Regions from separate parts of the Homo sapiens genome. Here region 1 is linked to region 2. A link is an interaction called in ENCODE POLR2A ChIA-PET data of the cell type or tissue named here. Cell type or tissue: PC-9. All regions are shown on one strand. Links, peaks and the distances in the headings refer to the core of each region. The heading gives the core; the rest is flanking DNA.

Region 1 (2,908 bases), core at 206-2,705, 200 kb before region 2:
CTGGCCAGAGAGCATCTTTGTCTGCTGATCTGATTGGTTGGGTGTGCCGAGCAACATTCCACGTGCACATCTGTCTGGTTTTGACAGCATCCTACGGCAAGGAAGGTCCAAGACTAAGGGGTTGGTCATGAGACCATGTGCTCTCCTCTTGCTTACCTTTGCACAAGGGCAGAAGAAGGGGCTGGCTGCATATCCAAGCTTGCTGCTGCTGTCATTATGGCATAGCACATAAGGCCAGTCAGCAGAGTCATGTAACCAGCAAAGGGTCCGTCTGCTCGCCACTGGTACAAAAATGACAGAATAACAAGAGCAAAGTGTGATAAGGAGATTTTATTATCCATGCTAATAAGGGAAGGAGTGGGTGAGATTCTTTCCAAAAATTTCCACCCTTCAATTTGTGGGGGGAATGCAGGGGTTTTTAAAGAGAGAGGGGTTTGGAATGGAGAGGAAGGGGGCTAGGAGGGGTCAGTGGTGCAATCCACTCCAACAGCTTATCTTGAATTATTGTTCCCTTTGGTGAAGGGGCCAGTGCCATCCTGGGCCTGACCAGGTTACAAATGAACTTCAGCCAATCTTGCAGTTAATTTCTAGTGCGTGAGCATGAGTAAACGTGAGTGAGTGTAGCCAGGAGTAAATTTCAGCCTTGACCGGGGAGAGAATTCTGGAGGCATACGGTCCATGTCAAGATCCAGCCCCTGGATGGGCGCAATGGCTCAGGCCTGTAATCCCAGCACTTTGAGAGGCCGAAGTGGGCAGATCGCCCAAGGTCAGGAGTTTGAGACCAGCCCGGCCAACATGGCAAAACCCTGTCTATACTAAATATACAAAAATTAGCCAGGCGTAGTGGCGGGCGCCTGTAGTCCCAGCTACTTGGGAGGCTGAGGCAGGAGAATGGCGTGAACCCGGGAGGCAGAGCTTGCAGTGAGCCGAGATCCCGCCACTGCACTCCAGCCTGGGCGACAGAGCGAGACTCCGTCTCAAAAAAAAAAAAAATTAGCTGGATGTGGTGGTGCATGCCTGTAATCTCAGCTGCTCGGGAGGCTGAGATAGGAGAATTGCTTGAACCCGGGAGGCAGAGGTTGCAGTGAGCTGAGATGGCACCACTGCACTCCAGCCTGGGAGACAGAGCAAGACTCCATCGCAAAAAAAAAAAAAAAAAAAAAAATCCAGCCCCTGAGGCTTCTAAGGAAATACATGACCAGATAAGTGAGCATGGTATGTGCTTGACGAGTGTTTGGGTAAATAAATGAGCATATGGCATGGGAGAATGGAATGGGGAAGGATAGGGAGTGGAGGTTCACAGTCCATTCCAAGGCTGTATGTCAAGATGACAGGAAACACATATGCAGCTTGTCTCAAAGTTGTATCTTGAGACTGGGGAGAAAGAAGGAAAGAAAACAAGGTTTTAAAATGCAGTTTGAAGCCAAGCTGCCTGCTTACAGTCAGACTGCCTGGATTCAAATGGCTATTTCTACCACTTCACTGACTAGCTCTGTGGAACATTCCAGAATTTCTCTATTCTTCTGTTTCCTCTTTTTTCCCCCTTAATTTACATTTTTTGTGGGGGGGCAGGTAAGAGACAGGATATCGCTATGTTGCCCAGGCACACCTTGAACTCCTGGGCTTAAACAATCCTCCCACCCCAGGCTTCCAAGTAGCTGAGACTACAGGCACCTGCCACCACCCCCGGCTGGTTTCCTCATCTTTGAAACAGGAAGAAAAACAATAGCAACCACTGTTGGAGTTTTAGGAGACCAATAAACACTCTTTCTGCCCCTTCTGAGTTCAGAACTAAGGAAGAAAAGCAGGTAGAGATCAAAATGTCATCATCATTGCTGACAAGAGCTAGACTGGAGGATGTGGTTGAAGTGAAAATACTTTACCCCCAGTCACTAACACAGCAACTGCAGACAGCCCATTACCAGGGTACAGGGCGGTCCAACCCAGCACCCCACCTTCTCAGAAAGTTATCAGTCAGAGAAATCCTCCTCCTGCTCTGGGGAAAAGGAGAATGAAAGCTAGATAGACATGTTCCTCCACACTTGGCCCCGCTGGGGAATGGAATAGGAATCTCCTCCTGTCCTTGAAAATATGAGAAGCAAAAATAAGTGATTCTCTCAATACCATTTTATGGGCTCTTGAGGTTGTTATGAGATTAAGGAAAAACACAGCTAAAGTATCTAGAATACAGAATTCATAAGGTTTCATCTCTGGCATCGACTGTCCTGGCTGGTCAGGCCAGCCAGATAGGCAAGGCTGGTTAACCGAGGGAAGTTGTGGTTGAGTGAGAAACAGCATGAAGCAAGGAAGTTCTTGAAAGGGGATTTTTTTTTTCTCTCTCTCTTTCTCCTTGTTCCTTACACTCAGGAAACCTTGAGAGTTCCCTAAAGGGAAATGCTGATCAAATATGAACTGGCAAGTCTTTTTTTTTTTTTTTTTTCTGAGATGGAATCTTGCTCTTGTTACCCAGGCTGGAGTGCAGTGGCGCGATCTTGGCTCACTGCAACCTCCGCCTCCGGGGTCCAAGCAATTCTCCTGCCTCAGCCTCCCGAGTAGCTAGGATTACAGGCATGTGCCACCACACCCAGCTAATTTTTTATATTTTGAATAGAGACGGGGTTTCACTACGTTGGCCAGGCTGGTCTCCAACTCCTGGGCTCAAGTGATCCGCCCTCCTTGGCCTCCCAAAGTGCTGGGATTACGGGTGTGAGCCACCACACCCAGCCTGGCAAGTCTTAAATTAAAACTGGAGGAAAAACCTCCCAAAACTATGTATCTTCAATTATACACCAACCCAGTGACTTATTAGCACAGCTTCTTGGCCCAGCATTTTTTAAGGGTGTGTGTATGCACTGCTTCTGTTGGTTTTGGGTGGGATTTTTTTGGAGGGAAGTGGGGAGAGGAAGGC
Region 2 (2,908 bases), core at 87-2,586:
TACACTCTTGAATGGCTCCCCACCCATAAGATAAAACAGGAGCTCTGTAGCATGGTCTGCAGGACTGTCCCTGAACTCACCTCTTATTATTCCCCATATGCATCCACGGGCACTCTCCACAGGGATTCGTATCGGCACTGTCACGCTTCCACATCTGCATGTGCTTGTACTTCTGGGATCTGATTTTCATCTCCCTTTTTGTCCCCTCACCTCTCAGAATTTTTGTTGTTGTTGTTTTTACACAGAGTCTCACTCTGTTGCCCAGGCTGGAGTACAGTGGTGCAATCTTGGCTCACTGCAGCCTCTGCCTCCCGAGTTCAACCTCCCTGTAGCTGGGATTACAGGTGTGCACTACCATGCCCAGCTAATTTTTGTACTCTTAGTAAAGGTGGGGTTTCTTATAAATAATAATAAGAAGGCCGGGTGTGGTGGCGCATGCCTATAATCCAGCACTTTGGGAGGCTGAGGCTGGTGGGTCACTTGAAGTCAGGATTTCAAGACCAGCCTGGCTAACATGGTGAAACCCCATCTCTACTAAAAATACAAAAATTAGCCAGGTGTAGTGGTGCATGCCTGTAGTCCCAGCTACTTGGTAAGCTGAGGCATAAGAATCGGTTCAACCCAGGAGGCAGAGGTTGCAGTGAGCCAAGATCGTGCCACTGCACTCCAGCATGGGTGGCAGAGGGAGACTTCTGTCTCAAAAAAAAAAAAAAAAAAAAAGAAGAGTGTAGGGCTCGAAAACTAGTAATGCTAATTAACTAACTCTGAGAACATCACATCTACCACCCATCTTTCTCTAACCATCTAATTTTGTTAGCCATAAATACATTTTTGAGCTGCTTATTCCTGAATCCAACTCTTGCATAAATTGTTGTGAACAAATACATGCATTGCTCAGTTCTATTGAACCACATGTGAAGACGGTGGGGAAGGCTGGTGGTCCCAGACTGTTTTGGTGCTCTATTCGGGGGTAGATAATTTCCTGAACTGGGCCTAATTGCTTTGGCTGCCAAGTAACAATTTGTTTTTAGTGGAAAACTTGGCCGAGGCAAGGCTTGTGCAATTGTGCCCTCGCCCTTACCTAAGGAATTCTGTGCACAGAGGCTGTCCTGTAGCTTCTGAGGTAGTCATGTGTGTAGACACACACCTGTAATTAGTGTTCAGGAGGTGCAGAGGGAGGTCACAAAATCCTTGTGTGAGTGCCAAGGAAGGGGCAGGACTAGAGAAGGGAGGCTCCTGGCCTGCACTGGGAGCTCAAGGGCAGAGCCCACTTCCTGGATGTCACCCACGCTTGAGCTCTGAAAGACCCCAAGGAAGCCACCTCGCTGATGAGGAAGGGCGGATGAGAGGAACGCTGAGGGGGTAGAATGCATGTGGCTTCTGGCAGCCTCTCTCTGAGGATTGCTCAAGTGTGTATGCCATGAACCTTGGCCTGCTTCTGATTTGTTGCTGCATATTGGATAGTTAGTATGTGCAGCAGCCTGGGTGACTCATGAAAGTGACTGATAAGCCCTCTCTCTCTTTGCAGTAAGGGCAGATTCTAGCATTTGAGTCCACTTTGGGAAGGGTGGTGTGTGAGGTCAACGTAGAATATTCCAGGCTGGCCAGGCATGGTTGGCCCATGCCTATAATCCCAGCATTTAGGGAGGCCGAGGCGGTTGGATGGCTTGAGCTCAGAAGCGTGTCTGTAGTCCCAGCTACTTGGGAGGCTGAGGTGGGAGGATCGCTTGAGCCCGGGAGGAGAAGATTGCAGTGAGCTAAGATCAAGCCACTGTACTCCAGCCTGGGCAACAGAAGGAAATTCTGTCTAAAAAAAAAAAAAAAAAAAGATATTCCAGGTCGTCTTGAAGTTCTCTCTTGACAAAGTTCTCTTAAGTTCCATCTAACAAACAGTTTTGTCTATTTGTTTTTATTAAAAGGAGGAAGAAAACAAAGAGAAAAGAAAGCTCTTACTTTTCCCTCCTAGGATTATAAGAAACATTACCCAATTTTAAAGGACTTCAAATTCAAATGTTGAAAGTCAGATGTTAAATAAGGTTTGTAGGCTGGGCTTGGTGGCTCACGCCTATAATCTCAGCACTTTGGGAGACCAAGGTGGGCAGATCCCTGAGGTCAGGAGTTTGAGACCAGCCTGGCCAACATGGTGAAACTCTATCTCTACTAAAAATACAAAAATTAGCCAGACATGGTGGCACACACCTGAAGTCTCAGCTACTCAGGAGGCTGAGGCAGGAGAATCACTTGAACCCGGGAGGTGGAGGTTGCAGTGAGCCAAGATCACACCACTGCACTCCAGCCTGGGTGACAGAGTAAGACTCTGTCTCAAAAAAATAAAATAAAAAATAAATAAGGGTTTGTAGAGATATCCTATAAACATAGAAGTTTCTCCAGCTCTAACATTTTAAAATTCTATGAATCTCAGATTTGTGTCACTCCAATATGTCCAGTAAAGTAGAAGGAAATATGACTTTGAAATTCACTAAAATGAAAAGATGGAAGCTGTATCTTTGCTGAATCCATGTCCTGAAATAGCTTTATAGGACAGGTAAAGCATTTCTGTTCATCTCTCCAGTAAATACTCGCATCTTGCAGCTGCCTCTCCGCGACCAGGGAAAGGAGAGCAGGCTTCCCAAGGAGGAGTGAAGTGGAGTCATTTCACAGGCACCCAGCCTCCCCTCACCCTGTTCTCTTTCTTCCTCTACAGTTGCCTTTCCCTGCAGTGGGACTGGCAGCCATCCAACACTTCTGCATTCTTCCAGTTGTCTCCCTTGTGTGGCCTTCCTTAGCTGCTTAGCACCATGACTCCACAAACCCACAAACACACAGCAGCCATCAGTTTAGTCCACATTTCTTAGGCATTAAAGACCCAATCTGGGCCGGGCGTGGTGGCTCATGCCTGTAATCCCAG

The links. Peaks named below come from ENCODE experiments on the same cell type or tissue, not always from the same donor. Only the 100,000 strongest peaks of a DNase experiment are listed, where the experiment ranks them.
Region 1: POLR2A ChIA-PET joins it to region 2 with 8 read pairs; 4 of 35 experiments call an interaction of 5 or more read pairs at or near these places.

The regions. Positions count from the first base shown.
Region 1 is chr16:48,612,172-48,615,079 of GRCh38, reverse strand. No RefSeq gene overlaps it. Among named protein-coding and RNA genes, the nearest start is that of N4BP1, 3.4 kb to the right of the region's middle. In PC-9, for the core only: no CTCF peak of the experiment used is centred there; a DNase peak (open chromatin) is centred at 1,269; H3K27ac peaks cover 1,033 bases.
Region 2 is chr16:48,408,715-48,411,622 of GRCh38, reverse strand. No RefSeq gene overlaps it. Among named protein-coding and RNA genes, the nearest start is that of SIAH1, 25 kb to the right of the region's middle. In PC-9, for the core only: no CTCF peak of the experiment used is centred there; DNase peaks (open chromatin) are centred at 1,152 and 1,442; H3K4me3 peaks cover 686 bases; H3K27ac peaks cover 2,493 bases.